Regions from separate parts of the Homo sapiens genome. Here region 1 is linked to region 2. A link is a loop called in an ENCODE intact Hi-C map of the cell type or tissue named here. Cell type or tissue: K562. All regions are shown on one strand.

Region 1 (8,000 bases), 78 kb after region 2:
CACAATTTTATTTTCTGTACTTTTATAGAGTTTTATTCCAGCATCACTACAAACATATGAGGAATATGTTGCACTACAGTGTTACAATGGCTATAACATTACTGGGCAATAGGAATTTTTCAGTTCCATTATAATCATATGGGACCACCATTGTATATGTGGATCATTGACCGCTCCGCTGCACATGACAGTATATCAAAACTCATCACATTGTACATAGATAGATATACATAATATAGTACATACACATGTATATATGTACATTGTATTCTATATAAGTTAGAAAATAAATTAAGTCAAATCATTTTACTCTAATGCTGACTACCCTCCAAAGGTTTCTGTTTCTTTTGGAGTGGATGCCCCCATCTTTACATTGGATTACAAGGCCCTATACCATCTTTTTTCTTTTTGACAAATCTTTTTTTGTGCTCCCCTACTTCATCCTTCTACCCCTCAATACTGAAATCCCTATTGTTTGTCAAACATATTAGGTGTGTTCCAACCTCCAGATCGTTCCACTTGTTATTTCTTCTGCCTGGAGTACTTTTCTCCCAGGTACACTGAGAGAGATTTTTCTCATCTGCCTTCTTTGACCTGTCTTGTCAAGGTCTTCCTCAGAATTCTCCTGATCGATCCTTCCTTGCCTCCCTCCCTCCCTCCCTCCCTCCCTCCCTCCCTCCCTCCCTCCCTCCCTTCCTCCCTTCCTCCCTTCCTTCCTTCCTTTTCTTCTTCCTCCTCTCCCCTCCCCTCCCTCTCTTCTTTTCTTTTCTTTTTTCCTCTCTCTTCTTTCTTTCAACAGATCTCTCTCACTCTGTTACCCAGGCTGGAGTGCAGTGGTGCAACCATGCCTCACTGCAGCCTGGAACTCCTGGGCTCAAGCAATCCTTCCACCTCAGCCTCCTGAGTAGCTGGGAATACAGGCAGATACCACCATGCCTGGCTAATTTCAAAGTTTTTATAGAGAGGCGGGGTCTCACTATGTTTTCCAGGCTTCTCTTGAACTCGTGGCCTGAAGTGACCCACCCACCTTGGCCTCCTAAAGTGCTGGGATTCTAGGTGTGAGTCACTATGCCCAGCCTGTTTTTTTCCATAGTAATTGTCACCTTACATGCCATACAATTAACTTATTGCGTATTCTGTGTATTGTTTATTCTGTTTTTAATCTCTCAAACTTCACCAGGGCAGACTTGGGGAGTAGGATGCCTATTCAGTTTACTAATATTTCCTAATTCTGGAAGCAAAATAACCATGCAAACAATATTTGCTGAATAAATGTTTATTATTCTGTTTTTTCCACTACTGGTTTGAAGTTTAGCACTGCTTCTGTTTTTATCTAGATTTTTAACTTTCAAACATTTTACCAAAATCTAATGTTAATTAATAGCTGTACCTTTTCTTACATAATAGAAGAAATTAGGACACTTGGACTCCTTTTGCCTCCTCCTTACCTGTGATGTTATTATATTTTTATGTTATTTGACTTTAGTCTTGGCAATTTGTTATTATTGTTTTGTACAATCAGTGATTAAACCATATATAACTCTTTAGGCTTTTCATTCCTTCTTGCAACTCAGACATGCCATCTGAAAACACTTATATTCTGCCTGAGGATCCTTTTTAGTATTTCACTTAGGAAAGGTCTGTGGTAACATATTTGAAGTTTTTATTTGCCCCAAAATATCTTTCTTTTTTTAATCAATTTTAAGAGTTATTTTTGCTGAGTATAAAGTTCTAGGTTGACAGGTATTTTTTCTTTCAGCGTATTAAAGATACCATTCTGTGGTATTCTGATGTCCATTGTTGCTCTTAGAAAGTCAGTTGTCAAGCTAACTGCTGCTCTGTTTTTTCTGGCTGTTCTTTAGGGATTTTCCTTTTTGGTGTCCTTTTTCTTTTGTGTACTTTCAATATGATGTATTCATTTAAGGATTTATTTTTATTCTAATTGGAGCTCATTGGGCTTCTTGAGTCAGTGGATTGTTTGTTATTTTTAGTGGTTCTAGAAATTATCCTTTCATATATTCCCCCTTAACACTATTTCTCTCCTGCCTTTCTGGAGCTTTGATTAGACATGTTATACCCCCATACTGTCCTCAGTGTGTAAAACTTAACTTTTCTTTCTGAGCTGCATTTGGAATAATTCTTAGGACCTAACTTTCAGTTCACTGATGACGCTCTTCAGCTTGGTTTAATTGTCGTTAAATCTGTCCTATAATTTTAGATCTTAGCAATTGTGGCTTTCATTTCTAGAAATTTTATTTGGTTCATTTTTAAAAAGTGTCTCCTGTACTACAGATTTTTTTTGTATGTCTTTTTTCAAACATACTATTTAAATCTTCATCTGCTTAATTTAGTATCTCAGATTTTTTGCAATTTTCTTTCTGCTTAGATATTTCTGACTTTTTGGGTTTTTTTGTGGGGGAGGGTGGGGATGAGTTATTCACTTTACTTGGAGAATTAATTATGATTGTCCTTTGAGGCTCAGGATTAAGGTGTTTGTTCCTCCAGAGAGAATTTGCTTGCCTGCAGCATTAAAGGCTCTACGTTCAGGATCATTTCAACCTAAATTTATAGCTTGATTTTCCTTTGGACTTCCAAGAAATGTAAATTTGGACTGTAAATTTTTGTGAAAGCTTCCTTTTGGTTAGAACTTTTCAGGGGACTTTTCTCCCTTCTCTGCTGGTCACAAAGCAAACCTTCCTTGTAGTCTTTTGAAGATGGGAGGAATAGTAGATAGGGTAGGTTATTTTCAGCTTATATTAATAGGTTAATGCAGTGAGAGTATCCTGTTGACTTCTCACTGTGGGCTAACCCTGGGATTTGCTTCTGGCCTGCTACCCCATGAGCTGATCAAACCAAAGCTCAGTGTCACAGGGTTAGAGTTTGGGCCTAGTTACTCCTTATAATCTCGGCAACTTTTAGGTTTTTTAAAGAAAGTCTTTATACTTGTTCATTGAGCGTTTTTCTGCAGTAAGGTTAGTTTATGTTAATTATTCTCCAATTTAGACATTAAGCTTGTTTCTTTAGGATTTTGCTATTTCAAATAACACTGTGATAAACTGATTTCATGGGTTAAAATGTTATCTTATGTATTAATTCGTATTGCCTTGGTTGCTATCATGGTGGTACATTTTCCAAATGTGAAGAATCCGTTCTTATTCGGATCTGAAACATTTTTCTTAAAGGTTTGTGTAATTGCCTCATTCTGAAATGAAGATATGAATCCACTGTCTAACAGGTTACTTTGCTATATGATGTTTCTGTTTCTGCTCATTTAGGGAGTGTGGATTATATAGACACTTGAAAAATGTGTGTTTTGTCAAATTTTAGCAAATGTTCTTATTAATCTTATTTTACATGGAAACAGTTATTCAAATTTGGTCTTGATGATTGTTTGCCAGTCCTTTTATGTATTTCTATTTAATGTTCTATGATAGTTATCTCAAAATCTTTCCTCATTTCTCTCAAATCTACTGCTTGCTAGAGCTCTCTCTGCTCACCCCTTCTGTAGCCATCTGTGTTAGCCACTTTGCTGTCCTTTACAACTACTCCCCCTCATCAGTGGTTGATAGAAATTAATGTTTATTTCTCTCCCATGCCTCGGCAGCTGTGAATAAGCTCTTGCAGCCATCCTCCACTTGCCTTTTTTATCTAGGGCCCACGCTAAAGATCCACTCCTTTTTGAGACATGGCATTCTTGGGGCAGAGAGTCGAGAATAAGGGAGCAGATATAAACCCTTAATGCCATTTAAAGGCTCTGTGTAGAAGTAACATGTGAACATGTGTCATTTCCACCAGTATTCTTTGGGAAAAACATGACATGATCAAGCCCAGTGTGAACTGCATGGAAATATGTGCTCTTCCACCTAAAGGCATTGCAAGTCATGTTTGGCCAGTTATATAGAAGGGGGCAAGTGAATATTTGGCAACAATAATACAATATCCACCGTATCTCTCCTTATTGTTTAACTTTGTTTTTAGCCTTTCTAGTGTAGATGTTCATAATTGCTTGTGTCTATCTTGAGGCCTCTTTGTGAAGTCTTCCTTTGTGCCTTTAATACAGTGTTTTCTGTTGTAAAAATGAATCATTTTACCTATGATCTTGAGCTTGCTTGTGTGTAAGTTTAGCAAAGACAAAATCTTGTCTGCTTTGTTCAGACTCCTCACTAGAATGCTTAGCTCATGATATGCTCTCAACATGTATTTGTTAAATGGATTTCACTCTCCCTTCTTACTTCATCAGTTATTCTGTCAGTTACTCTCATTTTTTGAATCTCAGTGTCAATTCTCTGTGCTAATTCTATCCCTGCAGTCTCTTGTGACGGTATTTTCTTGAATTACTATAATTAGTTACATATTTAATAAATTATATTAAATAATTCTTTTTAATGAAGAAAATAAAATTATATGAGTTTTTAACTCCTGGAAAATAGAGCCTACATACTTGTGCCTATAAATACAGTCATCTCCCTATCATTGAAAAAGCAAACTCCCCCCTTTGAGGTTTGCAGTCCAACCTCTCACTACTTCTGTAATACTGTTGTTTTACCTTTTTCATTTCTCATTCTCTGTGCCCTATATTGAAGGTCCTCCCTATCCCCCTTTTGAAACTATTCCTCTAGATTCTGAGGTACTATAATTCCTTGTTTCTTTCCTGTTTCTAGGGCTAGTCTCTTCCTCTTTTCTGTAGGATATTCCCTTTCCTTCTGTTGCTTAAGTGTACCTATACCCCCAGGCTGTATCTTTAGCCTTCTTCATTTCTTGTCTTGTGCTCTTTTTAAGTGGAGCTCTCATTTGTATGGCTTTCACATTTATTTCTACACAGGTAATTCACAAATTTATGTGTTTACTTACAATAATCTGAGTTTGTGCCCTTATTTCCACTTTTGGCCATTTCTTTTTGAATATCTCATCATCATCTTAAATTTGATGTTCCCCCAAACCAAATTAATCATTTGTCTGCTAAAACTGACTCTCCATTGGAACTCCCGTTTTTGTTGATGATATACAGTCAACAGGCTTCTTAAAGGAAAGAGAAGACCAGCATTTGTTTAGCATTTAGTACACACTAAGTACTGTGCTTCTTCAATTACATAATATCTGGCTCAGGTTTTACCTCCAGTGAAAACTTCTCTGACCAGTCACAGTGAATCCTCTGTGATCACTTCTTACTCCAATTGTAATATATTTGAATTTGTACCTTTCGACCCTCATCATGAATCTCCTATAATTCGTACTTTTAGTTTGTAAGCCTCTCAAAGGCAAGGATTTTAACTCATTTTTTTTTAAATCAGCATAGTTACCCCACAGATACAGATTTAATAACATTTAGTAAGTAACTGATTTTTCATTATGAAATATTGCTCTAAATAAGAGAAAGAATCTCAGGCTAGTCCAAAACTAAATCATAGCTAAACTGTACTCTTGGTCCTTGAACCCAATTGAAAAGGGTTAGCCTTTGGAAGTGGCAGAGGCTCTTTTTATACGTTAAAGATCACTTGTTGAACAGATCTTTACTCCGTAACAGAATCTCTTTGTTAGTAATATACTTTCATAGAGCCATTTTATATTGCTTTGATAACGATATTTATAGAAGGTAGTGTGTTTACTTTAGCTTCTCTTTCCCATTAGGTGCACCGGGTATAATTTCTTCACCATATGCAGGGGCTGCTGGATTTGCCCCAGCCATTGGATTTCCTCAAGCTACAGGTGATTCTTTTAAGTTGGATTTGAAATGACTTTTAATGAAGTTGTATATTTTCTAGGAACTTACCAAGATGAAGAATGTTATCATATTTGAAGAATTTACCATAAAGCATTATGCATATCAGCTGTAGAAGTGTAGTGATTTGTATGATATATAGCTTCCTTGTTATTTACAAATTATTCTCTCTGGTCCTATTTTTAATTCCAGTAATCAGTATGTGTTCTGCATCATTTATGTTTGCTTTTGGCACAAATAACTATAGGCTAACTACATTAAATAACCTTAGATTTGCCTTTCCAGTTGTTATATAAAATGTATAAGCTGCTCTGTCTTTACTGATAAACTTATCAATTATGTGTTGAACAGACCTGTCTTATCTTTGGGCCTTCAATGCCTTTGACAGTACTCAACAAATAATATGCAGTCATACTATACATTCACTATTCATCTTTGGAAAACCTTTTGTCATTAATGGGTTTTGAAGATTACGATAGAGGGGTATGCATGCTGTTTATTTCAGGGGATATATATTTTGTCTCTTTAGCTAATGGAGGTAATTAAGAGATAGGAGTTGATTAATACGTTGATAATGATTCCCATTATTTTCAAAACAGTAAACAAAATGAATTTGATTATAATTTAAGGAAAAGAGAAAATGTTACTTTATGGTTTTATCTCTGGTGTCTAAAGAAAACACTGAGGTTGGTGATTAGGGGAATGACAGAGTTTGGTAAGCCTACTCCACATATTTCCAACTTAAACTGATTCATGACTTTAACTACATTTTAAATTGCAACATAGCTGCTTTCTGGCAGTAATCTTTATATTCTAACCTTTGAATTCTGGGAATTTTAACTACTCTCTCTCTCTCTTTTTTTTGTTGTTGTTGTGAGACAGATAGCTCACTCTGTTGCCCAGGCTGGAATGCAGTGGTGCAATCTTGTCTTACTGCAACCTCCACTTCCTGGGTTCAAATGATTCTCATGCCTCAGCCTTCTGAGTAGCTGGGACTAGAAGTGCATGTCACCACGCCCAGCTAATTTTTGTATTTTTAGTAGAGGTGGGGTTTCGCCATGTTGGCTAGGCTGGTCTCAAACTCCTGGCCTCAAGCGATTAGCCTGCCTCAGCCTCCCAAAGTGCTGGGATTAAAGGGTGAGCCACTGCACCTGGCCAATAACTACTCTCTTTTTGATGGAGAGGATGGAGTTAACAGAAAGAGTGATATGAAGGTTGAGGTTTTAAATTTTACCATCTTGGTGGTTTTTAGTATATCTTAACATATGTTTAATTAAGTGAATATTCTACCTATTGTGTTAAAAACATAGTTTATTTATTTGAAGCTCCTCAAGGTTTAACAATTGGTGGACATTTTGATATGTTTTCCCTCATTTTGGATATTTCTTTTAGATATACTCTATATATAAATATTAATTAATATTAAGAAAGATGAAAAGTGAATAAAAGAGGGCTTCTGACTTGATAAGACTTTTAAGCTGATAGAAGATACACACACACACACACACACACACACACACACACACACACACACCCTACAGTGTAGCTCAACTGTGCTCTTAGCTCATGAATAACAGACATACAAACAGCAAAAGTTATGCAAAAGTCAGGGTTGGACTGGAGGGGCATGGGAATATGTCATGTGAAGGCTATTGATTTCGTGCAGTAGTATTCAGCCTGAGAATGTGGTCTGCACAGTTTTAAAATTCAGCAGTATGGATGATGGTAGTTATGACCTTCTTAGATTATCAAGCAGAATAGGCTGAATGTAAAATATATTATAATTTAATTACATGATTTGTGGTGAAGTGGTCAGACTGTTTATTTTAAAGAGTCATTAAATTAAGGAATTGGTTCATTTTGCATAAACTAGAGGTTTTACCTTAGACAGGTTTTAAGCTGAGAACACAAAATAGTGGGAAAGTGTGCTGTTTTAAGTATAGTGTCAGTATTCTGCTGTTACTGAGCTTTCAGGATTTCCATAGTACCTAGAGAAGTAGAGAGCTCAGAACATTTCTGCTACAAAAGAATATTGAATTCTGTAAATATCTATTTTGGTCAGAATAATATTTAATATAGCATTTTATACAGTCACAAAATGTTTTTCCCATATAAAATGTCATATAGCACTACCTAGCATGCATGTTTTTGACTTTCTGCTGAAGGACTTTAAAAAAATACATATCTGATTTTATGGTAGAAGTCAGTATGAAAAGCATATACACTTGATAGAAGGGTGTTAGGATATATCTATTGTAAGAAACAGAGGGAGTGTTTGTAG
Region 2 (8,000 bases):
TTTTGGAGACAGTCTCACTCTGTTGCCCAGGCTGGAGAGCAGTAGTGGGATGTCAGCTCACTGCAACCTCTGCCTCCCAGGTTCAAGTGATTCTCCTGCCCTAGCTTCCTGAGTAGCTGAGACTACAGGTGTGTGCTACCATGCCCAGCTAAGTTTTATATTTTTAGTCACGATGGGGTTTCACCATATTGGCCAAGCTGGTCTTGAACTCCTGACCTCAAGTGATCTGCCCACCTTGGCCTCCCAGAGTGCTGGGATTATAGGTGTGAGCCACTGCACCCAGCTTTCAAATTCTTTTATGTCGTCTTTAATTTCTTTCAATGTTGTTTTGTTGTTTTCAGTGTACAGGTTTTGCACATGTATGCCATTTTTCTTGCTAATGTAAATGGTGTTTTATTGTCAATATATAGAAATACTTTGCATATTGATCTTGTGTTTTGTGATATTGCTATAAAAACTTACTTATTACCTTTTTTTGGGTAAATTTCTTAGGATTTTTAATGTACATGATCATGTCATCTGAGAATGTAGTTTTATTCTTTTCTAATCTGGGTGACCTTTATTTCTTTTTCTGACTTCTATGTATCTTTGCCTTACTGCTGCTCCTTACGGGAAAACAGGCAGTTTTTCTTAGCTGTAGGTTTTTCTTAGATGCCCTTTTTTAAGTTGGAAACATTTCTTATTTCTTGTTTGTTGTTCTTTGGTAACATTAATGGGTGTTGGATTTGTATCTTTCAAGGAATTTTTGTATTTCAACTAAGTTGTTGGGATTTATGCATGTAAAGTTGTTCATAATGGATTTGTTTGTTTGTTTTTTGTTGTTTTTGAGTCTAGCTCTGTCACCCAGGCTGGAGTGCAGTGGCGCGATCTTGGCTCACTGCAACCTCCGACTCACGGGTTCAAGCGATTCTCCTGCCTCTCCTGAGTAGCTGGGATTATAGGCGCACACCACCATGCCCGGCTAATTTTTGTATTTTTAGTAGAGACAAGGTTTCACCATGTTGGTCAGGCTGGTCTCAAACTCCTGACCTCGTGATCCACCCACCTTGGCCTCCCAAAGTGCTGGGATTACAAGCGTGAGCCACTGTGCCCGGCCCATAATGTTTTCTTACTATCCTTTTAATGTTGTAGGATCTGTAGTAATTTTCATCTTTTCAGTACCGATATTCATAATTGATATTTTCTTTTTTTCCTGATTGGTCTAGCTTTCAGTATTGTTGGTCTATTTGAAAAGCAGCTTTCGGTTTTATTCATTTCCTGTGTTGATTGACTCTTGAATTTCATCAGTTTTACTCTTTATTTCCTTCTTTCTATTTACATTGAGTTTAATTTGCTTTTCTTGACTTGATATCTTTCTTTTAGACAGGGTCTTGCTCTGTTGCCCAGGCTGGAGTGCAGTGGTGCAGTGGTGGATCCTGGGCTCAAGTGATCCTCCCACCTCAGCTCCCAAGTAGCTGGGACTACAGGCATGTACCATTGTGCCTCACTAATTTTTTTTCTTTTTTTTCTTTTTTTTTGGATATGGGGTCTCACTGTGTTGCCCAGGCTGGAGTGCAGTGATGCAGTCTCAGCTCACTGCAACCTCTGCCTCCTGGGTTTAAGCAGTCCTCCCACCGTGCCCAGCTAATGTTTTAAAAACATTTTTTGTAGAGATGGGGTTTTGTCATGTTACCCAGGCTGGTCTTGAACTCCTGGGTTCAAGTAATCCTCCTGCCTTGGCCTCCCAAAGTGCTGGGATTACAGGCGTGAGCCACTGTTCCTGGCCTTTTTCTTTACTGTTTTTTTTTTTTTGAGATGGTGTCTCACTTTGTCGCCCAACCTGGAGTGCAGCGGCATGATCTCAGCTCACTGCAGCCTCTGCCTTCCGGGTTCAAGCGATTTTCCTGCCTCAGCCTCTCAAGTAGCTGGGATTACAGGTGCACACCACCATGCCCAGCTAATTTTTATATTTTTAGTAGAGACGGTGTTTCGCCATGTTGGCCACACCACTCTTGACCTCCTGACCTTAGCATTAAATGATTAATTAACTCACTGACCTCAAGTGATCCACCCGCCTCGGCCTCCCAAAGTCCTGGGATTACAGGCGTGAGCCACTGTGCCCAGCCTGATACCTTCTTTTTAAGCAGCTTAAAACAACATTTATTTGTTAGTATTAAAATTTGTTATCTGCCAGTGTCTGTGTGTCAGGAATCTGGGCGTGGGTTACTTGGGTTTTCTGGTTCTAGAACTTTTACAAGGTGCTGGTGGGTGCTGCAGTCATCTTCCAGGGAAGAATCCATGTTCGAGCTCACTTGTGTGGTTGTTGGCAGGAGTCATCTCCTGGGCCTTTGAGCTAAAGGCCTTACTGGAAGCCACACTCAATTTCTTGCCATGTGCTTCTCTCCTTAGGGCAACTTGCTTCTTATAAATATGTAAAAAGAGAGTGAGAGAGTATGAGGTAAAAGTCTTTTGAAACCTAATTTCAGAAGTGGCATTCCGTCATTTTTGCTGTATTCTGTTCAGTAGAAGCGAGTCTCTAGGTGCAACCTATACTTTAGGAGAGAGAATTACACTTGGACATGAATTCTAGGAGATGGGGATCATTTGGCACCACCTTAGAAGTCTGCCTACCATGCCACAAGAGAAACTGGATGATCCAGGTGTAATGCATATGCTTAACTTTACTAGATGGTTCCAGAGTACTGTCTATTAATGTATGAGAGTTACCATTGTTAACAATGTATTGGCAACACTTGCTGTTGTGACTGGAGATCTTTTTTAATGTAATCATTTAATGATATAAATTTCCCTGTAAGCACGGCTTTAGCACTATCTCAAAATTTTTATCCTGTTTTCATTTTTATTCAGAGAAAATTAAATTCCAAGAAAGTAGAAGGAAGGAAATAATGAGTAACTTAGACCAAATGTACAAATTCCTTGAAAGACAAGGAACTGTTAGATGACCACAACTGACATGAGTTGGAAAGTGTTCCCTTCTGTTTGAAATAATTTGTGTAAGATTGGTATTATTTCTTTTAAAACTCTTTGATAGAATTCATCAGTGTAGCTATTTGTGAGTGTATTTTCTTTGTTGGAAGGTTTTAAATTATGAATTAAGTTTTTAAAACCATGTTATTCAGATGTTCTATTTCTTTCTTTTTTAAAATAGTTTTTTATTTTTATTTTTTGAGACAGGATTTCACCTTGTCACCCAGGCTGAAGTACAGTGGCGCTATCATAGCTCACTACAGCCTTGAACTGGGCTCAAGTGATCCTCCTCCTCAGCCTCCTGAGTACAAATTTTCTATTTCTTTAGCTGCATCCCACAACTTTTGATATGGCTGGGCTTTAATTTTCACTTAGTTCAAAATATTTTGTGTTCTTCCTTGGGACTTCTCTTTTGGCCCATGATTTTTTATAAATGTGTTTAATTTATAAATATTTTGGTTTTCCAGATATCTTTTTGTTACTGATTTTTTTTTTTTTAAAGCTTACTACTTTGATCAGATAAGATGTTTTGTATCATTTCGGTCCCTTTATGTATCCAGAAGTTTGTTTTATGTTAAACATGGTTTGTCTTTATGAATGTTCTGTGTACACTTGAATGTGTAGTCTAATTTTGTTGGGTGTAGTGCCTTTTAAATGTCAGTGGGGGCCGGGGGCGGTGGCTCATGCCTGTAATCCCAGCACTTTGGGAGGCCAAGGTGGGCGGATCACGAGGTCAGGAGATCGAGACCATCCTGGCTAACACGGTGACACTCCGTCTCTACTAAAAATACAAAAAATTAGCCGGGCATGGCAGCGTGTGCCTGTAGTCCCAGCTACTTGGGAGGCTGAGGCAGGAGAATGGTGTAAACCCGGGAGGCGGAGCTTGCAGTGAGCCGAGATCGCGCCACTGCACTCCAGCCTGGGTGACAGAGCAAGAGTCCGTCTCAAAAAAAAAAAAAAAAATGTCAGTGGGACAGACTGGTTGAAATTCAGGTTTTCTGTATCTTTACTGATTTTTTATTCTGTTAAAGAGAAGAGAAATATTGAAATTTCTGTCCGCAATTGTAGATTTGTGTATTTCTTTTTGTAGTTCTGTGAGGTGTTTCTTTTTTGTTTTTTTGTTTTGTTTTGTTTTGTTTGAGACAGGGTCTCGCTCTCTAGCCCAGGCTCTCTTCTAGGCTTAAGGGATCCTCCCGCCTCCGCCTCCTGAGTGGCTGGGACTGAAGGTACACACCGCTGTCTCTGGCTAATTTTTAAATTTTTGTAGAGATGAGTCCTTGTTCTGTTGTGCAGGCCGATCTCAAACTTCTGGGCTCAAGCGAACCTCCCACTTTGACCTCTCAAAGTGCTGGGATTAGAGGCACGAGCTACTGCACCCAGCTGTTCTGTCAGTTTTTGCTTTACGTGTTTTGAAGCTCAGTTACTATATGTATTCACATTTAGGAGTGTTATATCTTGATGAGTTGACCTTTTGTCTCCTTGTGAAATATACATTTTTATCTCAGTAATAGTTCCTATCTTGAAGTGTACTTTGTCTAATGTTAATGTAGCCATTCCAGCTTTCTTATGATTGGTATTTGTGTGGTATACATTTGTCCCTCTTGTCCTTGGGAGATTGGTCCAGTACTTCCCAAGGACCCCAAAATTTGTGGATGCAGAGGCTGAAGTCTTTTATATAAAGAGAGCAGTATTTGCATATAACTTATAGCACATCCTGCTGTATACTTTAAATCACCTCTAGATTACTTAGAATGCCTAATACAGTGCTTACACATAACCTCATTTGCGTGGATTCATTTAAGGTAGTATTTGGCACATGGCAAATTCAACTTTTGCTTTTTGTAACTTTGTGGAACTTTTTTTCCCAAATGTTTTCCGTCGTCAGTTGGTTCATCCATGGATGAATTCATCGGTATGGAGAGCTGACTGTATTTTTTTCCTATTCCTTTTCCTTTTCTTTTAATCTATCTATGTTTAAGATAGGTTAAAGAACAGTTGAGCCAAAGACAACAAATGGCGAGATGGTGGACTTAAATCTACTTAAAAGGATTAGCTTCCAAAAGACTTGGGCTTTGCTTTCTTTTTGCTCACTCTGATAAAAGTGAGCTGCCATGTTGTAAGTTATCTTATGGACAGGCCCATGTACAAACTGAGTCCTGCCAGCAACCACTTGAGTAAGTGTGGAAGTGGATCCTTCATGTGTTCTGTTAAGCCTTGAGATGATTCCGGTCTGTGATAGACTCTCCAGAGGACCTAGCTAAGCCATGTCCAGGTTTCTGACTTCCACAAATTAAGTTACAAAATATTTGTTTTTTCCAGCTGCTAAATTTTGGAGTAATTAGTTATCCAGGCATGGATAAACAATACAGCTGCCTGCTCACAATGGTGAATAAATATTGAAGAAATGAATATAAAAATAACTTATTAGGCTGGGTGTAGTGGCACACACCTGTAGTCCCAGTGCTTTGGTAGGTTGAGGTAGGAGGATTATTCGAGCCCATGAGAGGAGGTTACTGTGAGCTGTGATTACATCACTGCAGTCCAGCCCGGGTGACAGAGCGAGACCCTGTCTCTTAAAAGAAAAAAGTCTTATTAATGTCAGAGTAAGATTATGTAAGTGCAAGTACTTTTTTGTTGTAAATTACTATGGGTAAGACTTTCTTATATGATCATGTTATCTTTATCTGATAGCTTACCATAGTGTGTACATACCACATATGTACTTTGATTTTCCTTTTCCTTTTTTTTTTCTTTGAAACAGTGTCTTGCTGTCACCCAGTCTGGAGTGCAGTGGCACAATTTCAGCTCACTGCAGCCTTGACCTCCTGAGCTCAAGCAGTCTTCCCACTTCAGCCTCCTGAATAGCTGGGAATACAGGCATGCACCACCATACCTGGCTAATTTTTGTGTATTTTGTAGAAACAGGGTTTCGCCATGTTGCCTGGGCTGGTCTCCAACTCCTGGACTCAAGTGATGTGCCCACCTTGGCCTCCCAAAGTTCTGGGATTACATGCATGAGCCACTGTGCCCGGCCTGCTTTTTAACAGTTTATTTTTTCTTAGTGTACTAATGTGGTGAATTTCATTGATTTATTATTATTTTTTAAAATTTTATTTTAATATAAAGTTACAGAAAGATTATAAGAAGAGTACAAAGAACTCGTATATCCTTTACCCAGTTCATATTTGCACCATTTTTCATTTATCATTTCCCCGATTGTCTTACCATTTCCCCTTCCATATATAGTCTTTCTATAGATGTAAACGCACACACACACGTCCTTTTTTTTTTTTTTAAAAAAAAAAAACAAAAAAAAAAACAAGGTCTCGTTCATTCAGTGGTATGAACACAGATCACAGCAGCCTTGATCTCCTGGGCTCAAGTGATCCTCTTGTCTCAGTCCTTGAACAGCTGGGGACCACAGGCATGCACCACCACGCTCAGTGAATTGTTGTTGTTATTGTTATTGTTGTTTTGTAGATACAGGGTCTCACTATGTTGCCCAGCCTGGTCTCGAACTCGTGGCCTTAAGTGATCCTCCTGCCTTAGCTTCCCCACTTTTTTTTATGTCTTAATCACTTGGTTAAGGTGATTTTCTGCCAGGCTTTTCCATTGTAAAGTTACCAATTTTCTTTTCGTAATCAATGATTTGTTGGAAGATGCTTTGAGACTAGAGTTTATTCTTTAACCCCTAAATATTTGAGTGTATTACCTATAAACAAAGAATTTCCCATTCATTACTGTGATACAGTTAACAAAATCAGGAAATTAATCTGAAATAGGTCCTCAGTCTTTTTGTTTCATTACATTGACTCTTTTTTTCTTTTTAAAATAAAGATGTGGGATTTCACTATGTTGCCCAGGCTGAAGTGCAGTGGCTACTCACAGGCACGATCCTAGAGCACTGCAGCCTCCAACGTCCTGGGCTCTGATGATCCTCTTGCTTCAGCCTCCCATGTAGCTGGGACTACAGGCATAAGTCACCACACCCGGCTAATTAAAAAACCGTTTTTTTTCAGAGACAGGGTTTAGCTCTTGTCCAGGCTGGTCTCAGACTCCTGGCCTTAAGCTATCCTGCCTCATCCTCCCAAGTTGCTGGGATTACAGGCCTGATACACTGTGCCTGGCTAGCAAATCTGTTTCAGAGTACAGTTGTCCCTCAGTATCTAGGGGGGGCCAAAATCCATGCATACTCAAGTTCTCCAGTTGGCTCTGTATAGGTGAAGTCTGCCTGCATGTATAAAAAGTCAACCTTCATATAACTGGGTTTTGCATCCTGGGAATACTGTATTTTTGATCCTCATTTGGACTCGGGCAGTTCAAACTCACTCATGTTGTTCAGGGTCAACTGTATTTCCATATAACTTAACTCAGTTCCTTCTGAATACTTTAAGTCATCTCTAGGTTATTTATAATACGATTTAATGCTATGTAAATAGTTGTTATGCTGTATTGCTTAGGGAATAATGACAAAAAAAGTCTGTACATGTTTATACAGATGCAGTTTTTTTCCAAATATTTTCAATCTGTGATTGTTTGAATCTACAGATGCAGAACCCATGGATACGGTGGGCCAATCGTATATTAAAAAAAAAAAAACACATTTTCCACCATAACTGCAACTGCCCTGGCCCTTAATCCGGATTATCATCACAGCTTCCTAACCAGAGTCCTTCCCTCTTTGTCTTGTTAAAGACTGTTCTTAACACAGCAGCCAGAGTGATCCTTTAAAAAAGCAAATTGATCTTTTCACTCCTGTTCAAAACTCTCTTTCCCTCATTTCGCTCAGAGTAAGGTTCTTTAGAATGGCCGTTAAGGCCCTGCATGCTATGACACACCTTCTCTCTAATCTCTTTACTTCTCCCCTTGCTCATTCTCTTTCAGCCATAATTGCCTCCTTACTGTTTTTCCAGAACATGCAAGGCATTTTGTTTCCTCTACCTACAACATTCTTCCCTCAGATATCTACATGCTTACTCCTTACTACTTGTAAGACTTTGGTTAAATGCCTTTTTCTCTTAAGTCGTACCTTG

The links. A loop is a pair of places that touch in the nucleus more often than their neighbours do. Peaks named below come from ENCODE experiments on the same cell type or tissue, not always from the same donor. Only the 100,000 strongest peaks of a DNase experiment are listed, where the experiment ranks them.
Region 1: a loop joins it to region 2, with 2.4 times the contacts of the local background. A loop is called at or near these places in 5 of 110 quality-filtered maps.

The regions. Positions count from the first base shown.
Region 1 is chr9:112,232,526-112,240,525 of GRCh38, reverse strand. It overlaps PTBP3 (polypyrimidine tract binding protein 3), which reads left to right. Exons shown (of 14, transcript NM_001163788.4): 8 at 5,629-5,706. Among named protein-coding and RNA genes, the nearest start is that of SUSD1, 61 kb to the right of the region's middle. In K562, no CTCF peak of the experiment used is centred here; no DNase peak of the experiment used is centred here.
Region 2 is chr9:112,310,763-112,318,762 of GRCh38, reverse strand. The region is part of intron 1 of PTBP3 (polypyrimidine tract binding protein 3); the gene reads left to right. Among named protein-coding and RNA genes, the nearest start is that of PTBP3, 19 kb to the left of the region's middle. In K562, no CTCF peak of the experiment used is centred here; DNase peaks (open chromatin) are centred at 3,592 and 5,132; H3K4me3 peaks cover 749 bases.